Linked DNA regions of Homo sapiens: all the other regions are linked to region 3. A link is a contact called in ENCODE Hi-C or POLR2A ChIA-PET data. All regions are on one chromosome and are shown on one strand. The core of a region is the stretch at or near the end of the contact, and the rest is flanking DNA. Distances in the headings are between cores, read along the strand shown. Region 1 holds the start of NUB1 (negative regulator of ubiquitin like proteins 1). Region 2 holds the start of RHEB (Ras homolog, mTORC1 binding). Region 3 holds the start of INSIG1 (insulin induced gene 1). Region 4 holds the start of SMARCD3 (SWI/SNF related BAF chromatin remodeling complex subunit D3). Region 5 holds the start of ZNF775 (zinc finger protein 775). Region 6 holds the start of FASTK (Fas activated serine/threonine kinase). Region 7 holds the start of ABCF2-H2BK1 (ABCF2-H2BK1 readthrough).

Region 1 (2,835 bases), core at 132-2,631, 4.0 Mb before region 3:
AGGGTAATGACGCATGATCGGATTAGATTTTGCGATGAGGTGATGCTGGGATGCTCATCTGACTGGACCCTGCCATGGGGTGACACCAGGGCTTGATCTGATTGCATTCTGGATCTCACCATGCAGTGCCCATTTCTTAATTCAGTCCCTGCTTTGATCTGAGCACTCAGGTTCCGCCCCTGGTTGCATGCTTGGTTCACCTGGGCATCCTCAGGTTACGTGCGAAACCTTCCATCTGGGAGTCCATGCAACTGAAAAACAACTCACAACTTGGGTATATAAAAGGCGAATCAGATTGGTCTGGTGCGGTTATACAGTTATTAATATCCCTTTGTCAGAAGTCAAAATTACCACAAATTTAGATTAAAGATCTATTGGTTTTTATTGATTCATGAATCAGGATGGCATCTTCTCTGAAAATTTAGAAACGGTGCTCCAACGAGCTGGGCAGAGGAGGTGGGCTTTATAGGTAGAAAAGGGCTAAAGAAAGCAGCAACAGGGAACGAAAAACGGATTGGTCACTGCAAGGTTACAGGAGTCCCCTCTCGTCCACACACAGGTGGTGTGTCCCAAGACCCACAGTGGATGCCTGAAACCTCGGATAGTACTGCACCCCATTTTACATACACACACATATATATATACTATATATATACACACACTTCATTTTTCCTATACATACGTACATACCTACGATAAAGTTTAATTTATTAGGCACAGTAAGAGATTAACAGCAATAACTGATAATAAAATAGAAGCGTCACTGTTGAGCACAGCCTTGGGAATAGGACCTTGGAAGTAGGCAGAGCTCCCTAGGCCTTGTGGTCCCTAGTGGCCGTGGACAGCATGGGGGAGGAAATTCCCGGGAAGCAGCCTAATTTCACCCCAGGGAAGCCCCTGGTGGGCTTGTGGAGGGCGGGGTGAAAAGCCGCTGGTTTAGGGAAGGGGTCCAGCCTAGGCTGAGGAATGAGATGCGGGTTGGGACGGTCCCGACCCTTCCCCCAGCCTCTTTCAAGGATTCTGGAGAAACAAAGCCAGGATCCATTTCCTCTTGATGGCTGGCAAACTGAGCCCGGGCGGGAAGTCCTGGAAGACTGAGCCTGGGGTGGCGTTGGACACCAACTCCCAGGTCCTCGCCCCACACGGCCACATCCTCGCCCAGCCCCGCCTCCGCTTAGCTCCGCCCCGTCGCGGCTCCGCCCCGCGGTAACCACGCCCACACAACCGTATCCCCGCCCACAGCTGGCTTCGCCTTGGCCCCGCCCACAACCCTCTTTCCAAGCGGCGGCGGCGGCGGCGGCGCGAAGGCGACAGCGGCGGCGGGGGCGGGGCTGGCCTCACCCGGAATGAAAACAAACGGCGGCCGCTGCCGCATCCGGGCACTCTGCTGGTCGCGGCGGGAGTGGCGTGGCGCAGGTGAGGACACGGCGGCCGAGTGTCCTCGACCCCAGCCTCAGCAGCACTGCTTGGCGCCCCGGTTCCCGGTCCGACTGGGCACCTCTCCTGGCCAGGGGTGGAGCGGCCGCGGGGCGGGGGTGAGCAGCCATGCGTGGAGCTGGGCCGGGGCCGGGGCCGGGGCCGGGAGCGGTGGGCCGGGCTTCGGGACGCGCTGGCCGTTCGGGGCCCTTTGGTTTGCCCTGAGTTAGGCAGAGGTGTGGGGTATTTAAAAGAAAATATTGAGTGTATCGGTTTGGGGAGAGAAAGGAATAAATATGTCTATAAAAAATTAGCCAAATGCTATACTTGAATCGTAACACTCCGAGTATACCATTTGGGATTTATTTGCAATCAAAGCCAGATTTTCTTTGCTATTTAATGACAAGACACTTGATTTTCTCGAACCTTGACGACCTGATTCTATCATTCTCACCTCCTTCCCTTTTATTTTTAATCAAGAATCTTTCATTTTCCTAAGAAAAAATGAATGTGTCTTGACTAGATATAGTTGTGTTTCAACTATATATAATGTATACTTGAAAAGGTGTGGCTAAATGTAGCAATGATCGATTCATTACAAAAGTGAAAGTGAAATTTTTAAAGGATCGTTATAACGTTTCACTTTCTGCTTGGACCACGGAGTGATATTAATGAGTTTCGTCTTTTCTTAGTTACAATGTGAAACATTGTATGGCATGCATGAAACTTTTTCAGTTCTCATTTCAGTTAAAATTAAAAACTGACTTATTAAACTTGACTTAAAATATGTCGCCACTTACTCTGTTGTCTATAACTGAAGTTCCTTAAGTTTCAAGACAGTGGTTTAATTTTTTTTTAACATTAAATCTTATTCGGTGTAACCCTGGAGCTCTTGTTTGCTCCCTGGAGTGTCTGACACGCACTGGGTTTGTAACACTCCTTCGTCCTTCTGTCAAGTGGTGGCTTGGATGGCATCTTTTTAAAAATTTTTTATTTGTTTATTTTTTTAGTAGAGACGGGGTTTCACCATGTTGACCAGGCTGGTCTTGAACTCCTGACCTCAGGTGATCCACTGGCCTCGGCCTCCCAAGTGCTGGGATTACAGGTGTGAGCCACCGCGCCCGGCCTTGGATGGCATCTCTGAGTACCGCATCAGCCTTTCAAATTGCTTGGCTCCAGTAACCAGCCTGTGAAATTACTGTCCCCCAGTGGGGAGACAGTAGGGTTGCTGTGATATTTTATTCAGAATTTCTGAAGATTCATGAGTAGTATGTAAAGTAGTTTTTAAAGTTATTTGTGTTTGAAAAGCTAACGCTCTAAGTACTAATATGCTTTGCTGTGATAAGCCGTTTGTCAGTGCTTGAAAAATGGAGGATTCTCCCATGGGCCACCCAGGTTGCACACAGCAGCCTCATTGGC
Region 2 (2,808 bases), core at 270-2,769, 3.8 Mb before region 3:
CCGTTCCGCAATCACGGGAGCCTCGGAACCCTCGCTTTCACCTCCCCATCCCCTCAACTGTGGCCCGGTGCACGCCTTCTATAGACAGTTACTTCAAAACAGCCCGAAAAGATGAACTAATTTCTCCAGGCTTCCGGATGTCGGGAGACAATACAGCCTCACCCTGAAGCGTGTCTAAGTTCAATCGCTCTGGTTTCACACAGGCCAGAAAACCGCTCGTTCTGTAACACCCCGTCCGCCCCCCAACCCGACCCTAAGCCACCTTATTCAGCAATAAGGCGACTGCTAGGAACTGTTTCAAATGTATGTCAACCTTTTGGGGGAAGAAAAAGAAAACAAAAAGACTTTGGAATTACTTCAACAGCCTGGTTGCAAGTACCTGACCTTATTCCTTCCCGAACAAAAATAGGGCACCGAGAGATCAGACATTCCTTTTTCTCTGTCTTCCTACCCAGGCCGCCAGCAGCATCTCGAGGGCCTCCAGAGGGACCTCTTTTGGGGGATCGCCTAGGTTTCCTATGCAGAAAACTTGCGTTCAGTGCCCAAACGTCCTCTAAATCCCTAGTTTTCTTTACAAGGGTAAACTTCACCACAGATGGAATGAAGCCGAGGCGCTGCTTCCTTTGTTAAAATCCCACGGACTTTCTTTTCCTTACATCGGGGGCGGGGTGGGGGAGACCGCCAGCCCCGGTCACGCGCGCCCGCGGCGAAGGCGGGGAGGCAGGTGTGACTCCCTCGCGGCAGCCTCTAGCGCGGCTCCCCGGCGCCGCCTCACTTCCCCAGACGAGACCCGGACTCCTCGGCGGCCGACGGCCCCCGCCCCGCGCCTCCCACGCCCTCCGCCCGGCCGCCACCTGCCCGCCCGGCCCGCGGAGGGCGCCCAGCTACCGCGGCTCCTCCACCGGCGCGGACGCCGCCCCGACCGCCACCACCTCCGCTCAGAATGGTGGTTACGAAACGCGCGGCCCCCGCCCGCCCCGCCACATGGCCGCGCCGGCTCCAAACTTCGCAGGCCCGGCCGCGACCCGGCTCCCAGGCGAGGCCCCGGCGGCGCGAGGAGGCCGCGCGGCCACCGGCCACTCACCCACAGACCGGTAGCCCAGGATCGCGATCTTCCGGGACTTGGACTGCGGCATCTTGGCGGCCTCCTCAGCCCCGGCCCAACCACATCAACCGCGGCGGCGGTGGCTCCTGCTGCTGTGATCGGCGGCGGCCGCGCCGGGAGAGAGCGGCATACAGAGCAGGGGCGGCGGCGGGCGCGGCTGCCTCTCGCTCGCTAGCTCGCGCGCTCCCAACCGCCCGGAACCGACCGCGCGGCGGCGCCCCTCCCCCCCACAACACGCCCACGTGACCGGCCGGCGTCAGCACCGCCCCTCTTCGCGCCGTGGCCCGCCGCCTCCGCCCCCCGAAATACGCGGGGGGTGCGTCGGGGCGACGTTTTACTTTAAAGGCAAAAAAAGGGGACGCCGCGATGCCCCCAGAAAAGTCACGACTGAAACTCGCTGCGTCATGACCCTCCCACCTTCTTCCGCCGCTTTTTAATTACGCCATTCTCCCCGAGCGCCGATTGGACAGCTCCTGCACAGCCGCGCGATGACGTGTCGGAAACTCCATCTCCCATTGGGGGAAACAAGGAGGCGGGGAGGGGGGGGCGGGGCTGCCCGCCCGGGAGCTAAAAATACACCTCGCTGCTACCGCGCTGTTGGGCGCCGGCTAGGTTTGAAGGCTTCAAACTTCCAACCGGTTAGGGGCGGGCGGGAGAGGCGGAGAGACAAACGGTGGCTCCCTGGTGATTGGCCAGAACGGAGCGCAGGGCGGGGCAATAGGTGGGAGGTGCGGTGATTGGCGAAACGCTAAGCGGTTGGCGGGTTCGCGCCCGCTGAGCCCGTGAAGGGCGCGAGGCGCGTGGCCTGGGCGGGTGGGCTGGCTCCTCCCTCGGGGTTTTTTGAAAATTCTCCTTGAGCTGCGTTAGCGTTCGTGTCTGGGTTTGAGGATGTAGTGGTGACTAAGCGTCACCGACGGCCGAAGGACTGTGGGAAGCATGGAGTCTGCGTTAATTCAAAGTGTTAGGAATTTCATTAAAAACAGGGCGAGCCTCGTCAGTTCTGGTGTCCGCTTCGCTTCGCGCGGAGCTCGGCGCACCTCCTGGAACAGCGCCGGGGCGGGAAGCCGGTTCTCCGCCAGCACCGGGGCGGCTGGTGCGGCGGGCAGGCCCGAGCCGGGTGCCAGGAACGCCTCGGGCCGCGGTGTGGACGGGCGGAGACCGTGGTGTGGGCACAGCCTTCCCAGGGGTGCAGTGCAGAGGGGCGCGGGAAGGGAAGCCCGGCCGGGAACGCAGGTGCCGTTGAGGGACCAGCCTGCAGGCAGGCCCGGCGTGGTGGCTGCTGGAGGGCTTGGCACTTGCCGAGTTAGCAGAGACTCCGCCGCGCCGGGGAACCCGCCCCTATTCTGCCCAGGCTGTTTGGCAGTGGGGACCTGCAGAGGCCGGGCATGGCCCTTCGCCCTTTGCCAGTGATCGGTGGGGAGGAATGAAGCCAGGGGAAGCTGAGTGGCAGGCCTTGTATTCCAGCGTAGGAAGGTTTAGAGGTGACTGGAGTCGACTTGGAACACCCAACCCAAGAGCGACTCCCTCCAGCTTTCCCACGGAAGCACTCCGATGAGGGGCTGGGGTGTGCATTCTTGTCCTCGGGGATCTACAGATGGAAGCCCCAGGCAGCCAGCCAGAAGTGATCAATGTCTGGAAGTTCTATGTTTCCATGAAATGTTGAGGTTTACGCTATAGTTATTTTAAGTATTTTAAAATAAAGG
Region 3 (3,000 bases), core at 1-2,500:
ATCTACGTATCTGGTTGTGTGATCCTCAAGCACTTATGCAAGGTGGAGTGTAAACAATGGCCAAGACCCAAACTGCAATGTTCCCTGAAGTCCAACCTGCTTGGAGTCCTTGGGAACGTGTACAATGGTTAACAGGCTTGAGAGGAGTCAGCTGGGAGAGTGAGAGCGAGACTGCCCTGCAGAGGGGCCGCTGAGGATGGACCCCTGTAGGCCGTCCACACCCACCACGCGTGTCATCCTCAGGAAATGCAACCGGATGCTCGGAATTTCGCCCCTAAAGCGACTCAGGGCAGTCTCAGCTCAGGAAGACTTCTTTTTTTGACCTTCTGGCTTAAAGCCACAACCCCAGGCTGAGGATGCCACATCAACGGCGTTTCCTCGCCACGCTGCAGGCGTGACTCACGTTTCTAAGCCTGCAGGGTCCCCGGGCCAAGCGCGGCTACTGAGAGCACAGCGTCCTCCCTCAGCCCCTGCTCATCTGCACGGAGCAAAGCCGCAGCTTTCTCTGCTGTCAGCGCTTTATACGACTCGGATGTAGGCTCTGAGCGGGCACGGGCCCGCCCTCAGACGGCGACCCGAGGGGCAAACAGGATGGAGGCGCGCTCCCTTGGAGGCTGTGGTCTCGATTTTATCTGCTCCTGGGTGGTGCGGGTGGTTTGCTCTCTAGGCGTGAGCAAAGGCCACAAGGGGCCCGAAAAAATCACCCAAGGATGCAAGCCCGCCATTGCGCTGAGCAGGGGCCTCCCCGCCGCCAGAGCCCGCGCCCCTCCAGGGAGGCCCGCGCGATCGAGACCCGCCGCCTCCCGGCCAGGCGCGGGACACCAGGCGAGGGGAGCCAGGAGCCGGGAGGGGCGGCGCCGGGCCCGCAACCCCACCCTGTCCTGCCTCCGCCTCCTCCCGGCAGGACCGTCCCCTCCCAGGCCCCAGCTCCGCGGCCGCCCACTCGCAGCCGGCCAGTCCCGCTCGGGCCCGCGTGCCCCGCAGCCGCCACGCGCCCCGCAGTCCGTGCCGAGGCTCCCGCCCGAGTGCGCGCGGGCCGGCGGTGGCGTGTGCGCACGTCATATGGGCCGCCGGCCTCCCATTGGTTGCGGCCGCCTCACCAGACCGCGTGCGGACGGGCTCGCGGGCGGGGCGGGGCAAGCTCAGGCCACGCCCCTGGGCGGTGCGCGCGGGCGGTGGGTAGGCCGGGCAGGCTCACGTGATGCGGGCCCCGCGGCCCGCCATATAAACCCGCGCGCCCGCCAGGCGCTGCGGCCGTCCCGGGCCGTGACTCCTCCTTTCCCCCGCCCCGCCTCCGTTCGGAGAGCCGGCGGGCGGGCGCCTCTCGGCCAGGTACGCGGCCGGCTGGGATAGGGGTCGCGGGCGGGCTTTGGTCGCGCAGCAGCCGGTCCTCCCCGGAGGTAGGCGGGCGCGGGCCCTGTTGGGTCTTTGGGACGCGGGTCCCGCTGGGGCCGGGGATGCTGCTCGCTGTGAGCGCGGGTCCCGTCCGCCGCTGGCCCCGGGCGGGCGCACGGGGGTCTAACCTTGGGGGGCGGCGCTGCCGCCTGGCCCGGGTGCCGGGGTTCGCGTCCCGCGGGGCCTTCCTCGCTCTTTGTCTCTTCTGAGTGAACTTGATGACCCCCTTCTTCCAGGAAGCGCCTCTTGGACGCGTGTGACCGATGCCCAGATTGCACGACCACTTCTGGAGCTGCTCCTGTGCGCACAGCGCGAGGCGCCGAGGCCCCCCGCGAGCCAGCGCCGCGGGGCTGGCGGCCAAGGTTGGGGAGATGATCAACGTTTCCGTGTCCGGGCCCTCCCTGCTGGCGGCCCACGGTGCCCCGGACGCTGACCCCGCGCCCAGGGGCCGCAGTGCTGCGATGAGCGGCCCCGAGCCCGGCAGCCCCTACCCCAACACCTGGCATCATCGCCTGTTGCAGAGGAGCCTCGTGCTCTTCTCGGTTGGGGTGGTCCTAGCCCTGGTGCTCAACCTGCTGCAGATCCAGAGGAATGTCACTCTCTTCCCCGAGGAGGTGATCGCCACCATCTTTTCCTCCGCCTGGTGGGTCCCTCCCTGCTGCGGGACAGCAGCTGGTGAGTACCCCTCCTGGTTCTTCTGGAAGTAAAAAGGGTGTCTTTTCGGTTGAAAGTACTTTTCAGCCTATAAGAAACATGCATTTGAAACTGGAACTATCCACAGATTGAAAGTGTGCATCTCCAGTCTTGGGATTTAGAGAAATGAAGGAGGGGTAGAGAGGACCTGGCACCCCCGAGGGCGGGTTCGGGCCACAGCTCTCTGAAGTTTGAGGAAGCACAGTGATGGAGATGAGGCAGGGAGATAATTGGCTGTTCAAGCAGGTGCTGTGCCAAGCTGACTGAGGGCCCTTCCCTCCTGGCGTCCGGGTACAGCCCCAGCTGTCATCCCGCGCCAGCCGCCCCGGATTGGCCGCCTGGGGAACTGGTGAGCAGCGGGACTGAAAGGCCATTGGTCGCGGCAGCAAACATGCTACCCTGCTGGATAACTGAAAACAAACCCGTCACATGGGTTCAGGAGGCGGTTGCCAGGGGAGCAACTTCTCAGCACTTCCTTTTGCCGGGTCGCTGAGTAAACTGTGGTCTGAAGCCAAACCGCCTACACCCTGAACTGTTAGAGCTCTGTAGATTACGTTCTTAAGGAAAAGAGTAACCCCCTTACGGCGTTTAGATTTTCGTACACCCAAGCAGTAGCATAGATGCTGTACAACGTAACACTGAGTCAGTCTGAACTGTGGACACGGGGACTGCTGGGTGTGTGTACTAGACTTTCTTGGCTATCATTGAACCGCTTTTATAGAAATGTTGAGTTGATCTTGGCTCAGCAGATCACTTACTGCTCCTGTAGTCACACAGCATTTGTTTATTTAACGAGCTTGTCGGGTGCTTTCTGCAACCTCAACTCTATAAGCTGTTGAAATGTTAATCCAAAAGTGAGCACCACAAGCCCCTATCCTTAAGCAGCTTAGAGTCTGGTGGGGAAAACAAACC
Region 4 (2,915 bases), core at 199-2,698, 4.0 Mb before region 3:
CCACGTGTACAGCCTCTCCCCACTAGATGGGCCTTTTTAAAGGGGCTCCCACCAGCAGCCAGGTTAGGACTGGTAACTCAGCTAGCTGACATGGACACCTTGGGAAGTTACCCCCAGGGGTCCCTGGGGCTGGAGGACAGGCCACTCCAGGGAGTCCCCCTCTTCCTGTCAGCTGCTCTCCCCAGTTATCAAGGCCAGGGATACTGGCCCATCTGCTGAAGAGGCCCTGAGAGGGAGGCTTTCAGAGCCCCCAGAGAGCTGTGCCCGCCACCAGCCCCATCCCCATGAAAGGCCAAAATCCTAGGGACTCTGGCCTTACTGAGAGGGTGTCTTCCTTGGGGTCACAACCAAATTTGGCCATAGTAAACCCGACAGCTTCCTCTACACAGGGCCTCCACTCCCTCACCCATCCCAAGAGTCGCAGCCCCTGCTTCTCCCATTCCCCACCCCTCCATACCCCTCCCAGCCGGGCCCTACTGACTCAGCTCCAGCCTCCCGGGCTCCCACGTGCCTTCACAGCCTGCCTGTGGCAGGACAGTGCTCCCCTGTCCCTTCGGTCTCTAGGCCTCATGTCCCCAACTCCAGCCCCTTCCTTCACATGTTCGAGGAGTTAAGGACATCAGCTTCTGGTGGCTGAGTCCGCCAAGGAGACCCTCAGAGCCCCTAACTTGGGCTAAGTCCCTAGAGCGGTCCTCTCCCCCACCCTAAGGCAGAAGCTCCAGAGCCCTCCCGCTGGGATGCAGAGGTGGCTCAGCCTGCGAGCTTCCCGCTACAGTGCCTCCAGGGTCACCTGCTCCTTGCTCCGGAGACACAAGCAGTGACACTGTCCCAACGGATGAACAGACAGCCCAGCCCAGCCTCTGCCATGTCCCCATCCCCCACCCCCACCCCCAGGGCAGGGGCAACACCTGGGCCCACAAGGAAAAGAACGAAAGTCAACCTGTCGGCTACAGCGAGGACCCCCTACTTGGGGGGTAGAGTCCCCAAGTCCCACCCCCGCCCCTGACAAGAGCCATGCAAACGCCTCCCTTCCCCGCCTCGCGTCAGACCCGGCCGGCCGCCTGGCGACGTGTTCGGGTGCCAGGGCGCCAGCACAGTCCCGCGGCCGGGCCGTGGGCCATGACGCCCCCCACTAGAGGGGTGGGAGAGCGGGAGCGCCCTCCCGGCCCCTCCCGATCAGCCCTCCATTCAGCCCGAGCCAGCTCGCTTGCCCTCCCCCGCTAACTTTCCCCCACTCACCACCCCATGGACCAGAAACTCAAAAAGTTTGCTTTTCGTGGCTTTGCGCGCCCCTCCGGCAACTTCGTCCGCGGCCATCGGGGTGGGCTCAGCGGCTCCTCTCACTCTCTCTCTCTCTTCCTCTTTCTTTCCCTTTTCTGCCTTTTTTTTTCCTCCAACTCTCCCCTCTGAGTCCTGCTGGGCTCTCTCACACTTCTACTCGAGCGGAGTGGGGAGGGGGCCCCTTCAGGGCTGCCCTGACGGCCCACGGCCCACGCCGCCGCCGCCCGCCCGCCGCCGCCGCCGCCGCCGCGGCTGCCGCATTCCTGCACTGATAAGACAGAAATAGTCCGGCGGCCCGGGGTCTGCCTGTTGACTCGGCGGGGACGGGGCCGCCTGCCTTTCCAAGCCCGCTGTCCAAACAGCGCAGATAAGCGGCGAGGCGCGCCGACCAGCCCGGCCGCGGGCGCTGGGCAGCAGTGCTGCAGCCCGAAGCCGCCGAGGCCCGCGGGAGGCGGCGCGGGGAGGGGACGCCAGGGGAGGCGGCGGGGGGTCGCCGGCCACCGGCTCTCGCCACAAATAGTTTCTCCGTCAGGGAATTCGCCGGCCGCGCCAGGCAGGGAACAGTCAGTTCCAACTTTTCCCCCAGCGGCTCCTGCTGCATTTCTGAGGCCCTTTCCCCAGAGACCTGGCAGGCCGAGCAGGGAAACATTCGCTGGCAGGAACCGGGGGAGCCCGGCCCGCGAGGCCTCGCGCCTGCCCGGGGCCGGCGGCGGTGGGTGTGCCCGGGCGGCGGCGTGGCCCTGCGTCCACTGCTGTGTGTGCCCTTGTCTCACACGCCGTGTGTGTCCGCGCCCTTTTGTGGCGTGGCAGCTTATGTGCGTGCAGACAGACGCCCTGTATGTGTGCCTCCCTCCACGACAGCCTCCGTGCGCGCGCGCCTGCGTGTGTGGCAGGACATGGCCTGTGCCTTTCAGCTCTGTGAGAGGCTATTTCTGGGTATGTGAGTCTTTGTTTGCCGCTCTGTGAGAAAGTGAGGGCAATAGGGGAAGTATTTCAGAAAGAGGGACAGGGATTGTGCTCATGAGAACAGGAAGAGAATGAATGTGGGGAATGGCGCAGCGCCAGGGGGGTGCTCGGGTGGGTGCGTGGAGAGAACGAGGCAAGCTGGGCTTGGTTTCCTTGGGGTGGGGGTGGAGTGGGGTTAGGGGACCCAGAGGAGTTGGGGCAGCTGGGCTGGGTATAGTGGGTATATTGGGCCGGCCTCAAGACCCCAAAGAGAGGGGTCTTGAGGCTGGGGTGTGGCGTGGGGTGGCAAGGGAGCCCCAGAAGGGGCGTGTGGAAGGAGTTGGCAGTCCCTGGAGTGGAGGAGGGACCGGAAGGAGGAGGGGCAAATCCTGACATACCCAGGCAGGGAGTCCTGGGCCTACCCAGGTCCCCAAAGGCCACGCCCCTTTTTTCTCCTTCTTGGGGAGGAGCCGTGGGCTTTGGAACAAGGCCCTTGGGTCAAGTTTGGGGGTCTGCTGGGGCCTCACTGTGAGAATCCAGGTGAGGGCAGGACCATAGCCTAGTGCCTAGGGGAGTTTGTTGAAACACTTACTTGAAGTTGGGCCCTGAAGACTGAAGGGTACTGACCCTAAACCCTTCAGAATGCCTTTGCCCAGGGGGTCCTTTCTGCCTGCAGCCTGATTTCTGCT
Region 5 (2,700 bases), core at 156-2,655, 4.9 Mb before region 3:
ATGTGTGGCCTCTTTATAGGGTGTGTATGATTTTGTATTTTACAAATCCTTCTATAGATAATATAACCAAATTAACGGTAAAAACTCAGTAAGGTATGCAGGCAACTAGAAAATTATTAACCCTATTTTATAGACGAATAAGTCAAAGTCCAGAAACAGAAAAGTATCTTTTATAAAAAGTACACATGAAGTTAGTGACAAAATCGAATCTCAGTCCCCAGTTCCTGCTGTGCTACTGAGGCTAAACCGCAGCCGGGCCTGTGGCAAATGTTTAATCAGCTGTTGACTGAAGAAAATAAGGTCCGCCTGCCCAACAGCAACCGTTTGTAGAGTCTCAGAGGCCCAGCTTCTGTCTGTATCTACCTCATGCCCCAGAGGCAGCTTCTAGCAGCTCCGGAGAGCATCCTGCCAGTGGGAGTTGACCCAGCTGCGCCCCCTTTGAGGGAGAAGTGTGAGGAATTTCCTTACAATGGGGTGGGGAGTTGCGAAGATACTCCTTCCTGAAGGTCTGGCAGTCTGGACCGGGGTGGCAACTGGGCGGAGATGATTCCGCTCACGGGAACCCTACCTAGTAACCCGACCTAGTAACGTAACCTCAGAGCCGTTCCTCAGCTAGAAAACAAAGGGATTAGGCCGGGCGCGGGTTTGTAATCCCAGCACTTTGGGAGGCCGAGGCCGCAGGGTCACTTAAGCTCAAGAGTTCGAGACCAGCCTGGGCAACATGGCGAGACCCCCATCTCTACAAAATATTTAAAAAGTTAGCAGGTTGGGAGGTTCGGTTGAGCCACGGGTTCGAGGTTGCACTGAGCCATGATCGCGCCACTGGGGTCTGAGCGAGACCACCTCCCTGAAACAGAAAACGAAGGGGTCGGGTATAATGATTTCTAAGGTCCCTCGTAGTGAACCCTAAAAGTTATCACACCCCACGGTGGGGCTATCGCGGCTTGAGGGCAGCCACAGCCTCAGCCGGGGTTTCTGTCCGGGCCCTGATGGGTCCCCAGCAGGGAGAAACAGCGTCCGGCGCGCTGTGGCGCTCGGCGAACGTGCGCTGAGTTCAGGCGTTACAACGGGGTCGCACGCGGAGTCCAGGCCTGGCAGGGGTGCCAGGACGCCGCCGGCCATCTGGGGCCCGACCTCCCAAGGTCTCCTCCCCGCGGCCGGCGGCTAGCGCGCTCACGGCGCCCGGGCCTTGCGCGCCCGCCGGGGGCGAGGTCAGCCCTCCCCCCTCGGCTATTGGCTCCAGAGAACAAAGGAGCCGCCCCGCGGGCTGCTCCGATAGGGCCGGGCGGGTCATCTGAGCGGCGCAGCCAATGGAGTGGCTGGGCGGCCCCGGGGATGGCCAGGCCCGCCAGCCAATCAGGCACCCGTGCCCGCCCCGCCTGCCCCGGGAATGGCCAGGGCCGGGAGCCCGGTGCCCAAGTCGCCCTCGGGGTGGCAGTTCCCGTTAACCTTAGCCACAAAGTCAAAGGTATTTATTTCCCCGTCGCCTCCCTCCGAGTCCCTCTGCATTTTGGGCGGGGAGGGGCGGTGCGAGGGATGGACCAGCGCCCGGCCCCGCTCCTCCCGTGCTGCCTCCGCCCGGCCCGGGCTGGGGCGGAGGGATGGGGCGGGGGCCTGGGGTGCCCCGAGCCCCGCGCGCCCCCCGAGCCCCGGGTCTCAAGCGTTCCCTCTGCCCCGACACAGCCGAGGGGAAAGGGGCGCGGCCGAGGGTGGGGAGGGCGCCAGGCCAGGGCAGCGAGGTTAGGAGGGAGGCTAGTGAGAATGGAGGGAGGACGCGGTGGCGAGTAGAGGGGTCGCCCGCGGGCGGTCTCTCCTGGGCTGTCCCGTTGTTCCGAGTTCCCCGTCCCTGTTCGCCTCCCTGATAGATCAGTTTCTGGGGGCAGGAACCCCAATGCTCGCTGCAGAGTGACAGACACATAGTAGGTGACCAATAAATGTGTGATTAAACGAGCGGGGATAAGGATTGGGGGTGGAGATAAGTGAGAGGGAAGCACCGCAGAAGTTGGAAGTGTGTGGTGTCGGGTGTGGCGGAGAACTCCTCTCTAGGAAGATGGGCACAGCAGCCGCGAACTCGGTGGGGCGGGGTGCGGGCATCCCCTCTGTGAAGAACGTTGAGGATATCTACATGTGGAAGGTGTGGAGATGGGTCCTCCTTCGGCCCTTTGAGCAAGATGATCTGAGCTGGGGCTGGGTGTGGTCAGAGCCCCAGGGGTTGGAGGCGGACGACAGCCCAAGGCTTCACAGCTAACTGTTCCCATGTTCATCTGTAAAATGAAGAGATTAGATGGCAGTTGTCTCCTTTCAGCTTGAAGGTTCATGCTTCCGTGCTTCAAATCTGTTTTGTACTGAAATTTCTTTTATTTAAGTGTTCCCTTATGACAGTTTTTATTAATGGATTACTGTGTGTGGAGCCTGTACTGGGTGCAGGGGAGAGAGAAGGACCCTGTGTTAAGATGCATGTAGTCTTGTGCAGACTAACAAATTGATGACAATGATGATTCCATGTAGATGGTCCTAGGTGCACAGGTTAAACAGAGAAGGGATTCCTGGCTGTGCCTGGTGTGTCCAAAAAGGCTTCCTGGTCAAAGCGATCCCTAATCTGGGCTGGGAAGGGGAGAACTGAGCAAGGGCCTTCCAAGGTTGGTCACAGGGTGCGAGGACACGGTGAGTTCAAGAGCCACGAGAGGATGGGGCGTGTCG
Region 6 (2,754 bases), core at 203-2,702, 4.2 Mb before region 3:
CCGCAGACATAGGACGGGAGCAGGAGCAAGCGTTCCTGGGCAAACGCCTGAGAGGCTGGGTCTCTGTCCGTGGTCCTCTACTGTTCTCCCTATTCTTCATTAACACCTAGCCCCCCAGGCGCCCACCTCAAGCCCCTCCTCACCAAGTAAGACTGCAAGGTGCAGACACACGTGGATGGTGTGAATGTCAAAGGAGGGGCAGTTTCGGATGATGAGCTGACTCAAGTCCTGCAGTGTGACCTGCTCCACAGGAGGGGGCCGTGGCCGAGACCCCAAGAGCTGGCCCAGACGACGAAGCGCCACCGAGTAGTGGTGGGCGCGCACCTTGCTGGGGTTCTGGCCCAGCCAGCGCAGCAGCTCCCCAGGGCTCTTCGCCTGTTCCAGAAGCCGCTGCAGTCCTTGCACAGGACCTGCACTGGGGCCTCCTCCAACAGGCCGGTCCCCCCATTTGCTGGGCCCCAAACAGCAGGGCTGTACTGGAGGGATCAGCAGCAGGCCAGACAGCCGAGCAGGGGAGGTCTGAGCAGAGAGCAGGACTCGAAGCATGGAGTTGGGTGATGGAGACCCTGAGGGGCAGCCCAAAAAAGGGGGTGAGGTTTTCTCCAAAGGGGAGAAAGACCTGCTACCTACTGCTTACCTCACTCCTCATTTAGGGGGCCTGTGGTCAGAGCAAGCCTTTGTGACTGCTCTGGGCCTCTTCCCCACCCCGCCCCTCTGCCTCCTTCCACGCCTTTGAAACAGCAATCATAATCCTCAGTGCGCTCAGCGCAGCACTACTTGCAAAGCAATTCCACATGCACCATCTCTGATGCTCCTTACACGCCCATGAAGAGTAGGCAGGGCTGGCATTACCTCATTTCACCGGTGGAGAAACGCAGGCCCAGAGCAGCGAAGGGGTTAAGTTAAGCCCGAGGTCATTAACCGGGTTAGTGGTCGCGCCCAGTCTGGAGCCCAGGCGGCACCGGCGTGCACTCTCCCGACCACCTCCCTCTCCCACAGGAGGCGGCGGCGGCACAGAGGGTGGAACGCGGGCTCCGCGGCTGGACGGTGCTGGGTTCCATGCTGGGCGCTCCCACTCACCAGCGGCGTGACCTTGGACAAGTGGCTTCGTCTCTCTAAGTCTCCTCACCCGTGAAATGAAAACGCAGCGCCCACCTCGCAGGGCGCGCGTGGAGCCCGAGTGCACCGCTTTGCGATGGCGCGGAGTCGGCGAAGTCGGGGGCCCCAACACCCACCCCGGCCCAGGGACGCCAGGAGACCGTGGCCGCTGCCGCTAACACCAGCTCCCGCTGCCCTCCCGCAGCCCTCCCCGCAGGCGCCACCCCTACATGACTCCCCGGGCCCTGCGCAGGTCGCTCCCTCAGTCGGTCTCGGGGCCCGGGGGCCGGGTTCCCCCCGCGGCCTCCTCATCGGCTAGCCACCGAGTCCGCCATCTTCCCAGCAGCCCCTAGATAGCCGCCCGGACGCCAATCCCGAAGCAGCTATCGGTCTTCGGAGACGTGGCTCCCGGCAGGCACTGCGAGCCAGGGAGCCGCGAGCCCCGCCCGCGGGAAGTGCGCGCCCGGCGCCGAGGGCGGGGCCACGGAGGCCGGCGCCAAAGCCAGAGCAGAACGCTGGGGAGAAGGGAAGGCGGAGGGCCAGACCCCAGGCGCAGTCCGTGCCCTTCTCTCCCAAGGGGCGAGGACTCCCCGCCCGCCAGCCCGCACACACTCAGACACACTGCAAGAGTGAAAACTTCACAGTTACTTTAATCTGCACGGGTTCCGGGGAACTCCTCTGCCCCTCCCCGCTCCCCTTCACCAGCCTCCCACCGACCTGGCGTCCCCAACTCAGCCCAAGGAGCTGTCAGGGATTGGAGGCGGCTGGGTCCTCCGGCAGAACACTAAGACGGGCCCCCGGGGCGGCCCGGCTCTGCCCGGGGCCGAGGCAGCGACAGCAGATGCCCGACCCCGAGGAGCCCACTCCCAGTGCGGGCTGAGGGTCAGCAGCCCCGGGAGGTGGCCCCGAGCCCCGGCGGTCGCAGGGCGGGGCCTCCGCCAGTCCCGGGAGTCCTCTGCGGCGCAGGGCTGGGCTCCAGGGCGGCGGGAAGAGGCAGGCCGGAGAGGCGGGCCTGGGCAGGCAGCAGCTCCCGCCGCGGCGCGGGGAGCAAGGTCCGGAGGGGCCGGCGACGCTGCCAAGCGCCCGCGGAGGCACTACGGGCGGTACATGGCAAAGGCCAGGAGACTGAGGAGCAGGGTGAAGCCGGCCAGGCCCAGAGTGGCGGTCAGGGGAAAGAAGGGCCGGTACTGGATCTGGCAGTACCAGAGCAGCAGCAACAGCAGGAGCAGCAGGGGCAGCAGCAGGCTGCCGATTTCCAGCCCGGAGGGGCCGGGCTCGGACCCCGGCGGGCAGGGGGGATTTGGGGGACCGACTCTCGTGGACACGTGGCAGTGGAGAACGCAGTTGGGAGGGAGGTGAAGGCTGCCCAGGGTCTGGGTGTCGTCGCCTAGCAGCTGCCCTTGGTAGATGAGTCGCACCTGCTGTTCCCGGCCGGGAAACTGGGTCCTGAGGAGAGAGGGACCTGGGTAAGAGAGCAGGCCTCAGGCAATCCTAGTCCCTGGCCCCGGAACAGCACTCCCACCCTCCCCCTGCCCTCCACAACACACCGGCCCTGGCCTGGGAGGGGCCGTCTGCCAGGGGAACAAGTACAGTTGTGATCTGGGGCGCTCAGCGCCTCCAGTATAAAGGAGGGCTGGGTCTTAGGTGTCTCTGGGG
Region 7 (2,700 bases), core at 129-2,628, 4.1 Mb before region 3:
CTTGAGAAATAATAAATATTTCCCAAAATATAAATAACAGAAAGGGAGCTCTCTCCCAGGAAAAACCCCATAAATCAACTCATAAGTTACTCTCTTGTAGGTAGAGCCACTACACCAGTGAGAGGACAAGCTTATTGTATAATGTAGCAAAGAACCTGGCACATTGGTCACCATGCATAGAAATGGAAACTGAGAAAGGGGCAGGGAACTGATCCCCTCCTCACAATCTAATAGAGCAGCAAGGCAGCTCAGCAACTCTCACATCCGCTTGCCACTGAGTATGTGAGAACCTCGTCTTCGGCTTCCTTGCGCAATGACAGGGTGGCACGAATTCCAACTCTACTGATTTGATTCATCATGAAAAGTTGCATGACACCAGATACATTCTCCACTACCCCCAGCATCAAGATTCCAACTCTGGCTGGGGCATGCATTAAGTCTTAGCAACCATCCCCAACTCACCCCTCCCTCAATTCACCTGTGGTCTCTCTGCCATTGGCCTCATTCTTCTCTGCCACCTGTGGTTCTGTGACAACATCTCCATTTTCTTCATGTCCTTTTCTGGGCCGCTGTCGAGCTTTGGCAGCCTCCTTCTTTTTGGCTGCCTTCTTCTTGGCCAGGTCGGAGGGCATGATGATGACCCACAGGGGTAGGTTACTGTTGTTTCAGGGAGCCTGAAGGAAGGCAAACAGATACCCCCAAACCCTAAACTTACTAGTAAGAATGCCTGGGCCCTGCTCCATCCCTCTCAGGAATCTTCGTATCAACATCAAGCCTCTGATGCCCTGGCCTGCCCCCGCCTCGTCTGTTCCAACTTGGTCAGGGTATCCCAAACCAATGCCGATTCTCAGCGGCTCTTCTAATCTTAACATCTCTTCCCACAGGCACCAGTCCCCCACGGACTGCCTCACTTTGGAAACGCTCCTTCTTTCAGGGCCTCCGGCTGGGGACCAGGTTCTGCCCCTCAGCGGAGGTCTCCGTCTCCGGTTTCCCTACAACTTGGCGCTCCGCACTCAGCTAGCCGCCTCACTTTCCGGGCTTCCTCCTCCCGTCCGTCTCGGGCCTCTTCTCGATCGTCCCTCTCCACATCACCCGGCCGTCGAGCCCAGCCTCTTGCCGGGACGCACTCGTCCTCGCCCGCGTGAGTCCCCTCCGAGTCTCCACGCTCGTCACCCCCGGGTCCTCCCCCACCCCGCCCGTCAGCTTCTCTCCCTTAGCCCTATCTTCCCCCTCGCAGAGCCCTCCATCCAAACCCCGTCCCTGCTTCCTCTTCTAATTCTCTTTCCCCCTCACCGGCGGGGACCCTCTCCCTACAGCTCCCCTTCCCCTAACTCACTGGGCCTCGCTGCTCGGCCTATGTCGCAACAGAGCTGCTCCTTAGGATCCTCCGCGTGCGGCCGGCTCACCAGCCAATCACGGCCTCGGGTGGTTCTCGGCGCGCCGCGCTGCCTCCTTGGAAGTGTAGTCCTCAAGTTGCAGCGGCCAAGAGTGAGACCCGCCTTGAGGACTACTATGTATCCCACAGACCTCGCGGGGCCGCGTGACGCCATCAGGATGCGCGAGGCTCGGGGAGGGGGCGGGATTAGAGTCCAAGAGCTCTCTGCTAGCGGGCGCACTTCGGGCGCTGGAAACTGCAAATCCCAGATTGCTCGTTGGATAAACCGGCTGAGCCTTCAGGCTTTACCCCACCTCTCGAAAATCCATTGAGCTGTTGTGGAGTTACGAGTTTTTAGAGCTACCTAACCGACTCAGGCAGCAGGGCGTGCAACTACACTTCCCAGCTTGCCTCAGCGGGAGTAGATCGAAACAATGGGAGAGGAGAGGTGGGAGCGTGAGGGGAGGACTAAAATGAAGGGGGCGCTGGGCAGGGAGGGGTTCCAGAAAGCGGGGCATCGCTGCAAAGATGTTGCCAACGGAATTCCTTCACGAAAGAAAGCGCCTTGGTTTCATTAAACCTTAATTTTAGAGGCTGGTTCATTGTTAAACTTTTAGAAGGTGCCAGACGTTGTTTTGGAACCTCGGCCGCTTAGCCTCCCCGCTGCCGCATTGTTAGGTTTCCACTGAAGCCATGCAAGTTTGGTGGAAAGGGCCCCGAGATAAAAAGGCCCCTTGGCTGAGATTTGTTTTATTATTAGTTAGCCATGCTACCGGGCCCGTTACTTTCCCTTTGAGTCTCACTGTTTAAAATCTCTCACATGACATTTTGGGCTGGATGGTTTAAAAATAAATACAATCTCTCAAGGACTTCACATTACCTACATTGTAAACTCCAAATGTTTAGCCTCAAGTACAAGGCAGGCCCTTTGTGATCTTTGTTACTTCTCCAGGCTCCTGTGCAGCAGAAGCCTCACCATCAGTGACGTTTGGGGCAGCAAAGGAAGCTATTGCTCCCTTTGAGCATATTCTCCAAATGTGGCACCTTTTCGCCCACAGTCCGTGACTCAAACAATGAGAATTAGTTTTTCTTCTCAAACTCATACTTCAGTAGAACTTACCTACTTAAATAGTTCGGAGATTAAGCGTGCTATTTTACACCTGCATGCCTTTGAACATACATTTTCCTAGAATATCCTCCACCAACGAAGTGCCTACTATCTGTCAGGCTCAGATATATGTGCTGGAGTTGCAATGGTGCAAAGTCACTCCCTGACCTCAGGGAGCTCATAATAAAGAAGGAACATGTGAAAAGTAAACAAGCCG

The links. Hi-C counts contacts between places; a loop is a spot of excess contacts on that map. ChIA-PET counts read pairs that join two places held with the same protein, here RNA polymerase II (POLR2A). Pooled maps may share reads with other maps.
Region 1: a map with no recorded cell type shows a loop between it and region 3 (11-fold over the local background). The contact joins the promoter of NUB1 here to the promoter of INSIG1 in region 3. A Hi-C loop is called at or near these places in 5 of 37 single-sample maps with no recorded cell type and 13 of 50 pooled maps.
Region 2: a pooled map shows a loop between it and region 3 (13-fold over the local background). The contact joins the promoter of RHEB here to the promoter of INSIG1 in region 3. A Hi-C loop is called at or near these places in 2 of 37 single-sample maps with no recorded cell type and 11 of 50 pooled maps. POLR2A ChIA-PET finds 5 or more read pairs at or near these places in 1 of 52 experiments (B cell).
Region 4: a map of gastrocnemius medialis shows a loop between it and region 3 (10-fold over the local background). The contact joins the promoter of SMARCD3 here to the promoter of INSIG1 in region 3. A Hi-C loop is called at or near these places in 1 of 168 maps with a recorded cell type or tissue (gastrocnemius medialis), 2 of 37 single-sample maps with no recorded cell type and 9 of 50 pooled maps.
Region 5: a map of ascending aorta shows a loop between it and region 3 (9-fold over the local background). The contact joins the promoter of ZNF775 here to the promoter of INSIG1 in region 3. A Hi-C loop is called at or near these places in 1 of 168 maps with a recorded cell type or tissue (ascending aorta), 1 of 37 single-sample maps with no recorded cell type and 10 of 50 pooled maps. POLR2A ChIA-PET finds 5 or more read pairs at or near these places in 1 of 52 experiments (activated T-cell).
Region 6: a loop to region 3 is called in a map of ascending aorta, with 5 times the contacts of the local background. The contact joins the promoter of FASTK here to the promoter of INSIG1 in region 3. A Hi-C loop is called at or near these places in 1 of 168 maps with a recorded cell type or tissue (ascending aorta), 3 of 37 single-sample maps with no recorded cell type and 9 of 50 pooled maps.
Region 7: a loop to region 3 is called in a map with no recorded cell type, with 18 times the contacts of the local background. The contact joins the promoter of ABCF2-H2BK1 here to the promoter of INSIG1 in region 3. A Hi-C loop is called at or near these places in 4 of 37 single-sample maps with no recorded cell type and 10 of 50 pooled maps.

Annotation. Positions count from the first base shown.
Region 1 is chr7:151,340,431-151,343,265 of GRCh38, forward strand. It overlaps NUB1 (negative regulator of ubiquitin like proteins 1), which reads left to right and starts at 1,382. Exons shown (of 15, transcript NM_001243351.2): 1 at 1,382-1,416. RefSeq lists an enhancer at 1,003-1,504 and silencers at 1,102-1,301, 1,472-1,651.
Region 2 is chr7:151,518,376-151,521,183 of GRCh38, forward strand. RHEB (Ras homolog, mTORC1 binding) reads right to left here and starts at 1,520. Exons shown (of 8, transcript NM_005614.4): 1 at 1,085-1,520. The coding sequence starts at 1,136. RefSeq lists silencers at 731-840, 771-1,200, 911-1,030, 1,201-1,360, 1,531-1,880 and 1 more.
Region 3 is chr7:155,296,628-155,299,627 of GRCh38, forward strand. INSIG1 (insulin induced gene 1) reads left to right here and starts at 1,251. Exons shown (of 6, transcript NM_005542.6): 1 at 1,251-1,332; 2 at 1,632-2,070. The coding sequence starts at 1,659. It overlaps INSIG1-DT (INSIG1 divergent transcript), which reads right to left and starts at 2,353. Exons shown (of 2, transcript NR_183448.1): 1 at 1,524-2,353. RefSeq lists enhancers at 247-296, 2,707-2,776 and a silencer at 757-1,586.
Region 4 is chr7:151,247,246-151,250,160 of GRCh38, forward strand. It overlaps SMARCD3 (SWI/SNF related BAF chromatin remodeling complex subunit D3), which reads right to left and starts at 1,449. Exons shown (of 13, transcript NM_001003801.2): 1 at 1,240-1,449. The coding sequence starts at 1,317. RefSeq lists a silencer at 2,020-2,109.
Region 5 is chr7:150,377,925-150,380,624 of GRCh38, forward strand. ZNF775 (zinc finger protein 775) reads left to right here and starts at 1,406. Exons shown (of 3, transcript NM_173680.4): 1 at 1,406-1,468. ZNF775-AS1 (ZNF775 antisense RNA 1) reads right to left here. Exons shown (of 2, transcript NR_183445.1): 2 at 1,921-2,264. RefSeq lists enhancers at 395-554, 2,565-2,624 and a silencer at 965-1,774.
Region 6 is chr7:151,079,357-151,082,110 of GRCh38, forward strand. FASTK (Fas activated serine/threonine kinase) reads right to left here and starts at 1,453. Exons shown (of 10, transcript NM_006712.5): 1 at 1,329-1,453; 2 at 144-566. The coding sequence starts at 1,410. TMUB1 (transmembrane and ubiquitin like domain containing 1) reads right to left here. Exons shown (of 3, transcript NM_001136044.2): 3 at 1,729-2,544. The coding sequence ends at 2,193. RefSeq lists enhancers at 1-772, 773-1,748, 2,466-2,754 and a silencer at 1,188-1,867.
Region 7 is chr7:151,225,827-151,228,526 of GRCh38, forward strand. ABCF2-H2BK1 (ABCF2-H2BK1 readthrough) reads right to left here and starts at 1,379. Exons shown (of 17, transcript NR_160983.1): 1 at 1,337-1,379; 2 at 479-674. ABCF2 (ATP binding cassette subfamily F member 2) reads right to left here and starts at 1,379. Exons shown (of 15, transcript NM_007189.3): 1 at 1,337-1,379; 2 at 479-674. The coding sequence starts at 632. RefSeq lists a silencer at 1,156-1,215 and enhancers at 1,316-1,365, 1,476-1,555.